Regions from separate parts of the Homo sapiens genome. Here region 2 is linked to region 1. A link is an interaction called in ENCODE POLR2A ChIA-PET data of the cell type or tissue named here. Cell type or tissue: GM12878. All regions are shown on one strand.

Region 1 (8,000 bases):
GGTTTTACTTGTTATGGGTATTTGGCCAGTATTCATAGAAAATTTAGAGTTCACATACCTCCATAACTGAATTTTCTATTTTACAACCCTATGAGGCCAGTTTTTCTGACCTGAAAGAAATATTAGAGGTTTCTTAAAGGTTTTCCTATGTCAGAAAACTAAATACAGAGAGGTTAAGAGTCTCACACTAAAATTTAACTAACATGTTAAGACACTATATATTTTCATTAATATTGGTTTTCCAATTTGGAAATCTAAATAAACTATCACTATCATGAATATTCCATATATATTTAAAATAGCCCAGAAATGGAAAACTCTATCATTTTCCTTATTTTGTTTAAGATAGATCCTGAAATTTAACATTAGAATGGCCAAACAATAAACTTGAATGAGGATATCTAAATGAAGAATCCTGGCTATAAAATTAGGATTTGGTTGATGTCAATTCAGTCTTTGCCAGCCCAGTTCAGTTTCTCACTTAAGTCAAAATACACAGATGGAAGTTACATCTCCCACCCACATCTACCACATCCGCAGATTCAATCAAACTATGTCTTTAAAACACTTGTCTCCAATACCAAATTCTGGTGTGGATGTGGAGCACCAAGAACTGTCATTCGTTGCTGGTGGGAATGAAAAAGGGTAGAGCCACTTTGGAACCAGTCAAGGGGTTTCTTACAAACTTTCTTGAAAGTTTCTTATGTGCTTTCTAAACTTATGCATACCCTGAAAATCTAGCAATCTTGCTAGGTATTTTACCCAAATGAGTTAAAAGCCTAAATCCACATGAATACCTACACACAAATATTTATTGCAACTTTATACATGATTACCCAAAAAATGGAAGCAACCGAGATGTACTTCAAGGTGTGAGTGAAAAACCAAACTGTGATGCAACCACACAATGGAGTATTATTCAGTGGCATAAAGAAATGAGCTACCAAGTTATGAAAAGACATGGAGGAACCTAAAATGCAAATTGTTAGGTGACAGAAGCCAATCTGAAAAAGTTACATATTGTGTGAGTCCAACTATGTAACACTGTGGAGAAGGCAAAACTGCACAGACAGTAAAAAGATCAGCGGTTGCCATGGGTTCAGGGGGGGAAGTGAGACAGTAAGTAGATCACGGGGCATTTTTAGGGCAGTGAAACAATTCTATATAACACTGTAATGGTGGATATATTACATTATGCATTTATGGAGCATAGAACAGCACAACACAAAAAGTGGACCCTAATGTAAACTCTAGGCTTTAGTTAATAATAATGTATCAACAATAGTTTATCAACTATAACACACTACACCAATGCAAGATGTGAACAGGAGAAACTGCTTGGGCAGAGGAGATTTATGGGAACTGTAATTTCTGAATAATTTTCCTGTAAACCTAAAATGACTCTGAAAATGAAGTCTATTAAAACATTGAGAATACTGTCTCATGAACTAGCTACTATCATAAGTAAATTCACATAAAGCTATTAATGTTAAAAGCAAATACAGTCATGAACCCCGTAATGACATTTCAGTCAAGGACATTTCAGTTAATGACAGACTGCATTTATGTTAGTGCTTTCATAAGATTATAATGGAACTGAAAAATTCCTATCACCTAGTGATGTCATAGTCATCACAAGGTCATAGTGCAACATATTACATGTTTGTGGTGATGCTGGTGTAAACAAATCTACTGTGCCACCAGTCACATAAAAGCATAGCACATACAATTATGCATAACACATACTTGATAATGATATTATAATAAGTGACTATATTACTAGTTGATGTATTTACTATACTATAAACTTTTTAACATTATTTTATAGGGTATTCCTTCTACTTATTAAAAAACAGCTAACAGTAAAAGGGCCTCAGGCAGGCCCTTCAGGAGGTATTCCTGAAGGCACTATTATCACAGATGATAGCTCCATGCATGTTATTGCTCCATGCTAAAATGCAAATTGTTAGGTGAAAGAAGCCAATCTGAAAAAGTTACATATTGTGTGACCTTCCAGTGGAATAAGATGTGGAGGTGGAAGACAATAATATTGATGATCCTGACACTGTGCAGGCCTAGGCTAATGTGTGTGTTTGTGTCTTAGTTTTTAAAAAGTTTATAAAATTTTTTTTAAAACTTAATTTTTTAACATTTTTTAAAGCTTATAGGGTAATATAGAAAGAAAATATTTTTGTTAAGCTAATTGTTAATACCAGAGTCAAAAAGTTAAAAAAAATTAAAAGTTTATCAAGTTTAAATGTGACAGTAGGCTGTTCATATTGGAAAAGAAATTTTTTTTATAAATTTAGTGTAGCCTAAGTGTACAATGTTTCTGAAGTCTGCAGTAGTGTACAGTAACAGTCCTAGGCCTTCACATTCACTCACCGTTCACTCACTCACTTCCAGTCTGGCAAGCTCCATGCATGTTATACAGGTTATTACAGGTTATCCATTTTTATCTTTTATACAGTATTTTTTTTTTTGTCCAGGCTGGAGTGCAATGGCACAATCTCAGCTCACCACAACCTCCACCTCCTGGGTTCAAGCGATTCTCCTGCCTCAGCCTCCCGAGTAGCTGGGATTACAGGCGTGTGCCACCACGCCGGGCTAATTTTGTATTTTTAGTAGAGACAGGGTTTCTCCATGTTGGTCAGGCTGGTCTCGAACTCCCGACCTCAAGTGATCCGCCCACCTCAGCCTCTCAAAGTGCTGGGATTACAGGCATGACCCACCACGCCCGGCCTTTTATACAGTATTTTTACCATACCTTTTCTATGTTTAGGTATATTTAGATACACACATACTTACCATTGTGTTACAACTGCCCACAGTATTCAGTACAGTAACATACTGTATAGATTTGCAGCCTAGGAGCAATAGGCTACATCATACAGCCTAGGTGTGCGGTAGGTAATACCATCTAGCTCTGTGTAAGTACACTCTATCATGTCCACACAACAATGAAATTGTCTAAAAATGCATTTCTTGTAAAGTATCCCCATCGTTAAGTACCACATGACTATATACAAAGCGACTCACATTTACCCCAAAACAATTACATGGTGACGTTTAGGTTAACTATTAAGTAAAAAGCAACATAAATGACCTTTACACCAAAACATCTGAAATATTCTTCTTACCTGTCCTGTGACTGTTCTTCATACATTCTCTCCTTGCCTTCTTTAAAGAGTCTTATTGCCCGTTTTGACTTTTTCATAAGGCTATCAATGTAGATTTTAAAGTACTCATTCTCACTGAGTTGGGCAAGTTTCTGGTTGTCATCATATTTACTCAATATAAGTCGTAAATGCTGATATGTATCAGGCAAAATATCAAGTATATATGGTGGGCTATTTTTCAACTGAAGTTTGGGATTTTGGCACAGTCTTACCTAAAAACAAAGATAAAAATAAAATAAGTCATAATATTTTATTTCACAGAAAAATTAAAAAGTTAGAGAACCATGTCCTATTTCTTCATTTTTCCATAATATAAATAATGATCTTAACTTACTATCTCCAATTTATTAACTGATAGTCACGTTTGTCATAATATAAATAAATCCTATTCTGTTCTCCTACCATTCAATCTTTTCTATATCATATCCTTATTTTGAACCTCTAAAGTTTAATTCTAAGATACCTCATTGTGCATAGCTTAAAAGAACTCCAGTATGCTAATCACTGTATATCACTGATAGTCTTTTTTTTTAAATAAAAATGAGGAAATGGGCCTTCTCTGTTGACAACCAATGTCTCACATTTATATGTTATTTTACTACACTGAATTCCCAGCTGTTGCTGTCTCATAGTTTGTTAATTAGCGTTTTGGTGTACTGTTCTGAACCCCGAGGACAATAAAACAAAGAGGTGCAATTTGAATAACTGAGTTATTAAGTAGTAAATGTGTGTCAGGTCAGAACCAGTCTTTTCCACCTCCCCATACTGTCTACCACGCCTATAAACATGTGGCATATAACGGTTCAGTCATCCCATCACAGGTGCTGCCCAACCACTGGGGCGTTCAGGGGCTGCCTGCAGAACTGAAAGTACCTTCTGCCGGCCAGAGAAGGTAGTAATCCAACTAATGTATTCACTTCTACATGTTCATGTGATTTAGCCAAGAGTAAGTTAGTCCACCACATTCTTATCCCTCCAGAAAGGGCATAATCAACTCTTTACATAAATAACTTTCAAATGAAATAATTGAGAATTGCACAGTAGCATTATATAGTGTAATGGGACAGCACTCTTACAAAAGGTTAAATGTTCACATAAAGATCATAAAGATACATGGCTCTCTTCTAAGGCCCTCGTTGTATTTTTTTTTTTTGTCAAATTGTCAAGAGTATATCTTATTTTATTTTATTGTTTTTTTAAGACGGAGTCTCATTCTGTCACCCAGGCTGGAGTGTAGTGACACGATCTCAGCTCACTGCAACCTCTGCCTCCCGGGTTCAAGTGATTCTCCTGCCTCAGCCTCCCAAGTAGCTGGGATTACAGGTGCCTGCCACCGCACCTGGCTAATTTTTATATTTTTAGTAGAGACGGGATTTCACCATCTTTGTCAGGCTGGTCTCGAACTCCTGACCTTGTGATCCACCCGCCTCGGCCTCCCAAAGTGCTGGGATTACAGGTGTGCGCCACCGTACCCGGCCTAAGAGTATAATATCTTAAACATAATTGGCTAAAGCCTCCTGTTGGGTGGCACTGGAGTGGCTGTGGGTATTTTTGGAATCTGGCTAATGGAAATTTGAATTGAAGACACATTTACTTTGGGTTTAATGGAAGGTATATGTGAGGCATACAGTCACTCCTGTAAAATGGTTTAATTACTGTCAGCAATCCCAATGAAACTGAAATAAGGCAGGCAAAGAAAGAATATACTATTAATATATGATCTCATTTTCACATGCAAAATCTTAAAAGAAGGAGTTAAGCAACAAAGAAACAGAGAGTAGAACAGTGGGTGGGCCCCAGGGATGGGGAGGGGAAGAAATGGAGAGAAGAAGGTCAAAGAGTACAAATTTGAAGTTATGTAGGATAATTAATACTGGAGATCTAATGTACAGCATGAGGCCTATAGCTAATAATACTGTATTCTGAAAATTTGCTAAGAGAACAGAGTTTAAATGGTCTTACCACAGAAAGGTAATTATGGAAGGTGAAGGATATGTTAATTTATTTGATGTAGTAACCATTTCACTATGTGTATATATATCAAAGCATCATGTTATACACCTTAAATAAATACAATATTTTTTAAATCTGTAATAGAACTTTTTTTAAAAGATGGTTTTAGAAATACCTGAGGTGCCCACAATGCTGACTAGCCTACCATGGGAACAGTGAAATCCAATTCAAATCTGGCAATTTGAATGTGTTTCATGACACCCAAAACTGGAAGTATATGCGGTAACGGAAGATAATCAAAGTATAAAATGTACAGAGCCAAAAACTAGTCTAGATTATTTCTCTAATCACTTGTAGATATACCGGCTTTTTAAAAACTATAGTGCTTTGTGGATTTTTCTCATTCTAAAAAAAATTCACTTTCATAAACAATTTGATGTTTGTACTTTCGTATTCTTTATATTTAGAAAGATTCTTTCAAATCATATAAGTTTCAGGGGACATAAAACATGGATCTGCCTCTGGGCACCCATAAAAGTGCCTGGGACAAATAAACAATCGAACTATAATAACTTCAAGCATAACGAACACAATAAATCAAGGAACTAACAAATTTAAAGGGTACTCTTATACACACTATCACACTTACTTTCTTAAAGAAATTGGCCAGGCGCAGTGGCTCACACCTGTAACCCCAGCACTTTGGGAGGCCGAGACAGGCAGATCATGAGGTCAGGAGTTCGAGACCAGCCTGGCCAACATGGTGAAACCCTGTCTCTACTAAAAATACAAAAAGTAGCTGGGTGTGGTGGCAGGTGCCTGTAATCCCAGCTACTAAGGAGGCTGAGGCAGGAGAATCACTTGAACCCGGGAGGCAGAGGTTGCAGTGAGCTGAGATCACATCACTGCACTCAGCCTGGACAAGAAAGCAAGACTCCATCTCAAAAAAAAAAAAAAAAAAAAGAAAAGGAAAAAAAAAAGAAATCACTGGGGATCAGGGTTTTTTTCAGAGGGAGTAGATGGAGAGAAAAATCTGGTTCAAATTTCCAACCATCAGCCTCTAATTTAAGATGTTTTTCACATTAACCCAGGGCATGATCTTATATTCTTCCTCTTTGTAAACAATGCCTTAAAGCAGAATTGCTGAGTACATAACCAACAAATTAATGGATTGGTTGACTGCTATTTTTTTTTCACAAATAGTTTGATTGTATTATTTCCTTTATTTTTACAATTGAACTCTAAAGTATCAAGTATTCAAATTAATAATCCAAAGGTATAGGCTTAGTTAAAAAGTAATAATAGTATTTTTATCTCCAAGAAAGTCCTTGGAAAGGTAAGATGTCATCTCATTTACTAAATAACAGCAAATCTTTACAAAGTATAGTGAAAATGGCTGACAGAGCTTTTTTTACCCCCTTTTTAATACGTGATACGTTAGTATAATCAGAGTTCATTCTGCCCTAAAGATTAAGTCCCAAATATGCCAATTATTTAACAAATCCTGCTTGAAAAAGAATATGGTTTTTAAATTATTTAAACCAAAAATACTATCACAAGTATACATAAATACCAAGAATATTGCCACCAACATTCTACAGCAGGCATAGTTTAATGTCAGCAACATAAAACTTGGTGTAACATGTCACAGACTGATACATTATTTTCTTCTAGTTTGGGGACCAGGTAGCTTCAAATTCATTTCCTCTACTAGAGAACTTTTTAACTGATACATACAAAATTTCTGTCAGGTATTTTTTTTCCAGACATTCCACATAAATATTCTTTGACAGAAACGTTTATGTTTTACAAATATTTAATTCACTATTCTTTATCTGAACTTTTTTCTCATTTGCTTTATTTAAAACTGTAATTCCATGTGGGAATTTATTGCTTTATCAGGTGGAAATTGCTTGAACTACTATATGCCAGGTACTGAGCTTAGAGCTAGGAAATTATAGATGACTAGAACATACTTCCTGATTCAAAGAGATGCAAAGAGTCTGGCAGAAGAGACGTAGTTCTCTATAATTAACTTAAGAGCAATGTAATTCTTGCTCTAAGGGATCTTAGTAAAGATTCCACCCAATCCATTCATTTCCAGATTTAAAAAAACTAAGAACTAGAAAGATTAAGGGACCATTAAAATATCATTAATCCAATACAAGAGCTTGTATCTTCTGAATCTCGGGCTGATCTTTCTAACTGTATCACAATTTAATTAAAATTAGGCATATAATTAATGATCCCTGCTAAACTCATTTACATTTTTATTTTATTCCATTTGCAAATTTACGTAAACTTCAGGACCCATTTGTTAATTCAACAAACATTTATGTGGCAGGCATTGTTTCAGGCTCTAGGGAACACAGAAAGGAATAAATCACACACCTGCCCTCAAGCAGCTGCCTAGTGGGAAAGACTGGTGGCTTAGGAAAAGAATTACAGGAGAATTTAGTGCTATGATGGAGGCAAGTACAAACTGCTACAGGAGAAAAGCAGCAGCTCACTCATCTCCACATAAGAGTGTCAGGAAATACATACTTAAATTTGCCAAAAGGAGTATTCTAGGCAAAGGAGTGTGCTAAGGCTTAAGAGACACCAGAGAGCAAGCATGTTAAGAGAGAAGTAAATGCAGTTATTCTAAAAGATCAGAGCATAGGAAGGAAGGCTGTGAGTGAGTAGTACGAGAGATCTGAAATAGGCCAGAGTCAGTTCATCAAGGCCCTGTAGGCTAAACTGTTTTCTAAATTTGCACTTGGGAAAGTGCAACATACAATGCTGAACTACGGTATGCCACTGGGTGCGCAGTTCATCAGTTGGATTACTATTAAACCCTGTGATTTATGACAGCTTCTGCCAAAAATG
Region 2 (8,000 bases), 480 kb before region 1:
GGTTAGCAGCCAGGTAGGTTGACTCTCCAGTAGGATTTTCACACACCTGCTTTTAGAAAAAAAAATTACTACTTATAATGGATTATGGGGTTACAGTAAACAGTGAAAACCAGTAATATCAAATCCATAAATGTTAGGAAGATTGGAACTTGTAATTAAAAAAGACTTTATTTTTGATTATTTTAACTTATTATGATGATTTCACTAGAGAAGTTAACTGAATTTGTAGATTAAGATATCAACCAGCACTCCAACACAATGTTTTCTTGAGGGAGATAAATCTCAAAGATACTTTCACCTTAGAAATTGATATAAGTAGATTTTTATCCTCTCCATCTGTATAGTTTTAGAGAGAGTCTAGATTACCTTATTTGAACTGTGAATGAAGAAAAAAAAACTTTCCTGTACTTACTTGCCTTTGGTGCAAAATCAACATTGGAATGTTGATAATGACTAAAGTGAGTCTTAACTTTTCCCTTTTCCTTTTCCCTGTACTTGTCTTTGCTGTAGTTTTTACCACATTGTATTATGATATTGGTGACTTTTTTCAGTTGAACATAAATTTTTTGAATACCAAATATCATCTTTGTCTATGTATCCTCAAGTCTAGTTAAGAGCTTGACACCTAGAAGCTGCTTCACATTTTTTCTTTGCATTAAATACAGTAGAAGCAATGCATATGTGGAGAATTAAACTCCATATGGCAGCACCTGACATTCATGCATTACTAAGAAATTTTCTCAAGGAGTTTGGGAGTTGAGGATATAATATTCCTCACTGAGAATTGAACTGGAAAATAAAACCATCATGAAAGAACAGAGTGGGACAGGCTATCAAGACCTGATGGCACTTTAGTAGTATTAATGAAAAACAAAAAGAAAAGAACATGTATATTCGTAAAGGACCTGTGATTAAGGATGAAAAAGACTTTGGTCATTGGAGAAACACAGAAAAAGTAGAGGAGTTGGGCCAAATGTGGTTATTGAAGCTATTATACTTAATGAATCCAAACACTTTCTTTTATGGTGAAAGTAAGTGGCCCCTCTAACTGGCAGACATGACTTGCCCAGTCTCCTTAGCAGGTATAGCTTTTTGTTGAGATAGATAAAACTCATTATAAGAACCTAATTCTGGGGCCAGGCTCAGTGGCTCATACCTATAATCCTAGCACTTTGGGAGGCCGAGGCGGGCGGATCACCTGAGGCCAAGAGTTCGAGACCAGCCTGGCCAATATTGTGTAACTCTGTCTCTATTTTCTTTTTTTCTTAAAAAAGAACGTAATGCTCTGAATATTCAAGTCATATAGTAAACTTTCCCATGGTGGAATTTCATGGTCACTAAGAAATCTTCTAATTATAATGTGATGCTTGTTTTTTGTTTTTGTTTTTGTTTTTGAGACGGTGTCTCGCTCTTGTTACCCAGGCTGGAGTGCAATGGTGCGATCTCTGCTCACTGCAACCTCTGCCTCCCGAGTTCAAGCGATTCTCCTGCCTCAGCCTTCCAAGTAGCTGGAATTACAGGTGCCCACCAGCTCGCCCAGCTAATTTTGTGTATTTTTAGTAGAGACTGGGTTTCACCATGTTGGCCAGGCTGGTCTGGAACTCCTGGCCTCAGGTGATCTACATGCCGCGGCCTCCCAAAGTGCTGGGATTACAGGCATGAGCCACTGCACCGAGCCCAATGTGACTTCTTATATAGCCAGTTTACAGTCAGAGGATGCACTAGCTGGAAGAGAAGCATTGTATTCCCTTGGCAATAATTGCTCTTATGTATACCAATAAGCTGGTTTATGAGTTTGGTTAGTGAGAATTCATCTTTAAAAGATGGGAAAATGTTTGGTAAGCAGCCAAAAGAAGCTTCTAAGTTTTCAGGGTTGAAACCTACACATTGAACCCTTCCAAATTCAGCTTGTTTGTGGTACAATCAGCTAACCATTCCCCAGGTGACACCTATGGTGTCATTTGTTGTCAACTTGTGTGTTACCTATTATAGACATTTATTTTCTTTCTTGTATATCTTTTGGTGCTATCTTGCTTAATATGCATATTATTAGTAGGTTGACCATTCATTCATCTTGGTATACCTAAGACTGTCCTGGTTTATGCCTCATGAGCTGGTACAATTATTAATGGCATCCTTTTTCATTTTCAGAAGTGCATTTTGCATAACATATCATACAGGCTCCACAATAATTTGTAACTTGTCTTTATGTCTTGGAGTACTTCACTGTGATAAATGCACTCTTCATCCTAACCAAGTGCATATTTTTAACCCATTTAAATTTAATTATCAGCTACAGTGAAATATCATTAATGGGTTATATGCCCCTTTCATGTCAGGTATAAGAAAGAAAGATGTGAGGTTGTAGCCTCTAGAATTCCAGAATGTTGTGGATATGAAACATTGAGGATCCTATGGTTTGGAATGGAAACTAAATTGACCTCAGATGCCAAGGGAATAATTTTGTTTGAAATTCACCTGGGAGCTACACTTAGCTACGGGGTTATTTAGGGAAGAACTATTTCAGTATGAGCATGAATTCCTTTTGCAGCAAATTGTACAACTCCCATTCTGTTCTTCTATGAGATTTCTCAGTAATCACACTACCAATTTTTTTCTTAAAAAAACCAGGGATGTTGAAGGAAGCCCCAGCATTCTTCTGTACATGCAAACTAAGTTGTATCAGTCAGAAAAGGCGACCTGATGTGGCCACCAACAGTATGGCTAGGATACGGTTGTAGTCAAGGGTGTGACAACAGCAAAGACGCTTATCGCGGAAACTTTGACCCTGTATTAACAATTTTCACCTTCTAGATCCTTGGGCAAAACATACGGCCTTTTGAGAGGCTCAAGCAGTGTTGAATAAGAATACTTTCACTTAGAGCGAAAACCTTAACTCTCTCCAGAGTTAAATTATGGAAAGTTCAGTGTGTGTGAGTTTGTGTGTGTTGGGGGCTGGAGAGGAGAGAGAAAGACAGAGACAGAGAGAGAGAGAGAATGAATTCTGAAGGATTAGAGGCATGGAATTTATTGTCACAAGTTAAAATATGGTAAAAGAAGGGTTGTTGGAAAAATGAGAATGTTCTTTTGATGTTCTTTTTGTTTAGCCCCCCATTTGAGAGCTGAAATAAATGAAACCACAGGTTTAAGAGATTACCTAAAATCCAGTAGCAAATTAACCACAATTCCTAGTGACATGTTTTCAGTTTCATTTGCGCCTAAACTCATAGATTAAAGGTTTTGACCTGTAAAGAACCTAAAAATTAATTAACTACTTGACTAAGGTCACATTGTTGGCCAATCCAGAACTAAAACTCATGTCAATTGATCATTCAGCATATATAACAGCTTTCAACAAATATTAATGGAGTGCTCAGTATGTACTACACATTGTGCTTGAGGATATGGAAATAAACTAATTACTATACATTCAAGATCCTATCACTCAAAGATGTTATGTTCTCTCAGGGAAACAGATATCAATTAATTAACTATATAACTATTTGCTAGAAATTTTGGTAAATGTCACAAGAACAATGAACAGCATTTTACAACAAAGGGGCCAGATCTAGTCTGGGATTTAAGAGAAACTCAGAAAACGTCTAGCAGGAAGTGATATCTGAGCTACGTGCTGAGGAATAATCTAGCAAAGGATGTAGGCTGAGGAAATAACATGACTGAGGATGCTAAGGTGGTAAGAAACATGGTTTCTAACTCCTGGAGGTGAAAATGTGCCTATCCCTTTTCATGAAAACTAAAGAAGTTTTGAAGGTTGAGGCAAAAACCAAGGATTCCTTGAAGTTGTTCAAATACTTTCCTGCAATCTCCCTAATTGACTTGCCAGTTGTGGGATCTACAAAAGGATGTCTTTGTCTTATTGAAATATTCACATATTAGTAAATATTTGTATGTATACCTCCCTACTTAAAAAATAAAGTGGAAACATACCATATACATCATTTTGTACCTTTCCTTTTTCATTTAACAGTACATTTTGGAGATTAAAAAATTGTCTCATAGCAGCACCTATAGCTCTACCTCATTTTTAAAAAGTGTGCATTGGATTTTACTGTACTATCATCATTAATGTAACCATTTCACAAGTTCCTGGAAGTTTAGGTTGTTTCCAATCTTTCGTTATTACAAACTAGAGCAGTGAACATCCTAATCATGTTATTGTCCATATAAGCAATTGGTGGCAGTTGTTGGTAAAATGTCTTGGAAGTGAAGTTACTGAGTCAACGATGTGTTTTTCATTTAGAAAGAAATTGTAAAATTACTGCTCAAAGAGTACACATCTTTAAAAAAATCCCAACAAAAGTAAGATAATGCCTTTCTTAAACTCTCTTCATAAATCTGTACTATTACATTCCTCTTTTTAACCAGTATCATAAGTTGGTTTTCATTTATTTAAAGCTTATTGGAAAAGTTAGAATTATAGGAGTAGTAGGCATATACACTCACATACAAGGCAAAACCTATATTGGTGCCTAACTTTATTATACATGAGATTGGGCCAGAAATGGGAAAAGACAGGTATTTACCATGAATTTTTATTATTGTTCTTTCTACATAAGATTGCTAACTTTTAGAACATAAACTGTATAATTATAAGCCATAACCTCTTCCATTTTGTAAAATTAATACTCTGTACAATCAGGATTAAGAGACAGCCACATTTGAGCCATAAGTGAATTTAATACTGCTTTTCAACACAAAGAAATGGTTTCCAAATATTTGTATTAGTTCGTTGTAGGTACAGTATACATTTTATGGGTGGTCTGACTAATGCCACTTTGTAAACCCTGTATAATAGTCATTACTAAACAAACTTCAGTTATTTTTAAGTAAATCATATTTCGAACAATTATTCCAACAAGTTTAAGCCTTAAGTAAATCATCTTTTGAACAATTCTTCCAACAAAGCTTGTCAGAATTTTGTATAAACTGATAAAAAGTACAATATTTTACAAATTTTTTTAAAAATCAGTGCCACTAAATATTTTTCACCTGTAATTTTTTAACCCATTAAGGAAAGTAGGAATAAAATCTATTTTAGTCACTTTTACATAGAAAATAGCAGGATATATATATATAGTTTTGAAAAATTATATGCCGAAAGTAATATTTTTAAACAAATGATAAATATTCATAATGGAGGTAATGTTTGTATGCACATACTGTAATTTAATGAGTAAAGCAGTTTCTGCCTGGTATTTAGTTTAGATGTTCAAATCTGGGGCACTTATACTTTATTCTGCAAGCATTTTCCCTACCTGGTGATAGGTACAACACTTTCTAAGAAGAATGTTTATGGTGATTTTAAGGTATAGGTTTTATATTTTTGCAGAGATGGTCATGGATCTAAGTATGAATAACAGTTTTGATATCAGATCTAAGAGTAAAATGTAATTTATATTTGGATTTACTCCATTACATAAATCCCCTGTTCCACCCAGCCTCAATGGATACTGGCTAGTTCTCAAATAGTTTTTTTTTTTTTTTTGAGAAATGCTTGTTTAGTATAAGATTAAATAGCTTCTCTGATCATACTAGAATGGCAAATACGTATCTGTTTATTAAAACAAAACCTTTATCCACTCAGCTGTTTTCCTCTTTGCTGTTAGAAAATGCCACCTTTCTAAAAGAGATTATAAAATAGTAAAAAAGGAGTAGGGTTTCAGGGTATGGTTTGGAGGTTATCATTTTCTAGAATCCATCCAAAGTGTTTGGTTAGAAATGATTTGAACTGCTTGAGTAGTGATTTGATGGTAGGCAGTATGGCCGTATCTCCACGGTATAAGAAGACTATTCTCCAGGCTTGATCTTCATGAACTGTCTATGCTCAGAGACTCCAGACTGAAATCTGCATAGCATAGATTTCTTTATATAACAGCTCAAGAGCTTGGGCTATGGATCAGAGCATGAGTTTGCTTTCTAGCTTTTGTCTGTTTTTTCATTTGTTAATTGAGGATAGCAGCCAAGTTCATTTGGTAGGAATATTCAAGAAGGTAATGAATTTATATTATGTTTGTCAGTGCCTAGCACATTGTAGACACTCAACCAAATAATAATCATTATGAATCACATTTTTCAGTAACCTAATAATATCAGTTATTCACATCAGAAAAACTTGTGAAATACTTCATTTTACTGATTGAGAAATATTTCAGTTCCATCTGAATACATTTTGGGCTTCCATAACTAAACTGAAAAGTATATTTTATTAGAATGTTTCATAATCTCAATGAATGTCAAGTAACCTTTCAGTTTTATCATCTCAGGAAAAACAAAAGAACATAATTGAAAATTATAGCTTTAAAATGTAATTTTCCACAAAAAAAAGAGAAAAAAACACGTGTTAAAATTATAAAGACATATGTAATGCACTATATTATTCTCAGAAATTGACATTATTATATGTGTTTCTGTAATTTGAAAATATTAGAACTTAGAAAGAAAAATTTCCGATTGTTACAATGCTGTCATTTTGATAATAAAATTATGATTTTAAATACATTATTTCTCAAGTGTAATTCAATAGAGGGAGCTCCACTGCTTCCCTTTTATGAGCACTGTAGGATGCTTCCATTTATTATGATTTTCCAATGACCTCTAATTTAATAGTGAACATTATTAAAAACCTATAATTTTAATATTAAGGATATTTTGGAAAGTGAATAGTATCCTCTTTCTATTCATATAATTCAAAAAATGCTTCCACAAATAATATGTGTTTTAAAGCCCCAGTTCTTAGTTCTTTGTACCTTTTGCATAATAACTCACTAGACATGATTAAAGTAGGTATACTCTTGAGAAACATACTTTAATACACCAAGGCATCAAAAGAGAAAAAAGTTCATTTCTAGTGATAAAATAATGCATGTTTTCATATTAATTTTGTGGTAGCTATTAAGTTAAAACTGTTATATATTTGAATAGTAGACAAAATCTTTTAAAATTACTCTGCCTAGATTTTTAACCAAATGGTTACAGATTTCCACATGGAAATGGTCTTCTTCCTTTTTTATTTTCTCATATATTCCCTTGATTTAGGTAATCCCAAATTGTATTTTCAAGCTAAATTGATATTCATCATCTTATCTATTATTACTTTACCTTTTAATTTTGTTATGATGAAAGAAGTTGTTGGGTTGATTTTGTTCAAAAATTTATAATTTTGTCAAAAATCCACTAACATGGTTAAAAAATTTAAATGGTTTCAATTTTATAAGACATCTCCTAAGATGTTTCTACATAAGGGAGTTATCCACTCTGTGTGTGACCCTGACAATTCATTTACCTTTTATGAGGTTCATTTTTCTCATGGAAGTATTGTACCATGTGATTTCTTCACAGCTCAAAAATTCTAAGATTCAAAACTATATTTTGATTTAGAAGAAGAATATGCACGCGCACTTGTATGTTTGAGTCAGTGTTGAGCAATAATTTTACCTGAAGTCTAATTAAGGAAAAAAAATTCAATGATGGGCCTCATTTTTAAATTTGAAATGGAAATGATTTTATTACATTCTATAGAAAATTGTATAATATCACACATTAGACCTCCTAATTTATTACTAAAATTATATCAGTAAATGAAATCGTCCAATTCTCTGGTATATTTAAGAATTGTCAACACAGAAACAGATTTAAAAATCTCATATTGAAATTAGATTATCTGTCACGACGGCCATACTGGGAAAGGAGCTTTGTGATAAAGGCCTGTGGGTTCTTCATCACAGTTTTAACAAATCACAATTTAAAATACCTTTTAAAGTAAGTGCCCATTTTATTGTGCTTACTTTCCATTATAGATCAGAGTTTGAGAATATGGTGTCTGTAGCCAAATTGTTTAGTTTTGAAACCTGTGTCTCCTTTCTCCAGTTTCCCAGTTGGGTGGCATTGGGGAAGTTGCTTAAACCCTCTTCTGTCCTAATCTATGCAATGGGAATAATAGCACCTATCTTGTAGGATAGCTGTGAAAGTTAAATGAATTA

Evidence for each region. ChIA-PET counts read pairs that join two places held together with the same protein. Peaks named below come from ENCODE experiments on the same cell type or tissue, not always from the same donor. Only the 100,000 strongest peaks of a DNase experiment are listed, where the experiment ranks them.
Region 2: POLR2A ChIA-PET joins it to region 1 with 5 read pairs; 4 of 35 experiments call an interaction of 5 or more read pairs at or near these places.

What each region holds. Positions count from the first base shown.
Region 1 is chr3:105,850,274-105,858,273 of GRCh38, forward strand. CBLB (Cbl proto-oncogene B) reads right to left here. Exons shown (of 19, transcript NM_170662.5): 3 at 3,141-3,391. Among named protein-coding and RNA genes, the nearest start is that of CBLB, 15 kb to the right of the region's middle. In GM12878, no CTCF peak of the experiment used is centred here; a DNase peak (open chromatin) is centred at 3,938; H3K27ac peaks cover 622 bases.
Region 2 is chr3:105,373,140-105,381,139 of GRCh38, forward strand. The region is part of intron 1 of ALCAM (activated leukocyte cell adhesion molecule); the gene reads left to right. Among named protein-coding and RNA genes, the nearest start is that of ALCAM, 10 kb to the left of the region's middle. In GM12878, no CTCF peak of the experiment used is centred here; no DNase peak of the experiment used is centred here; H3K4me3 peaks cover 400 bases; H3K27ac peaks cover 603 bases.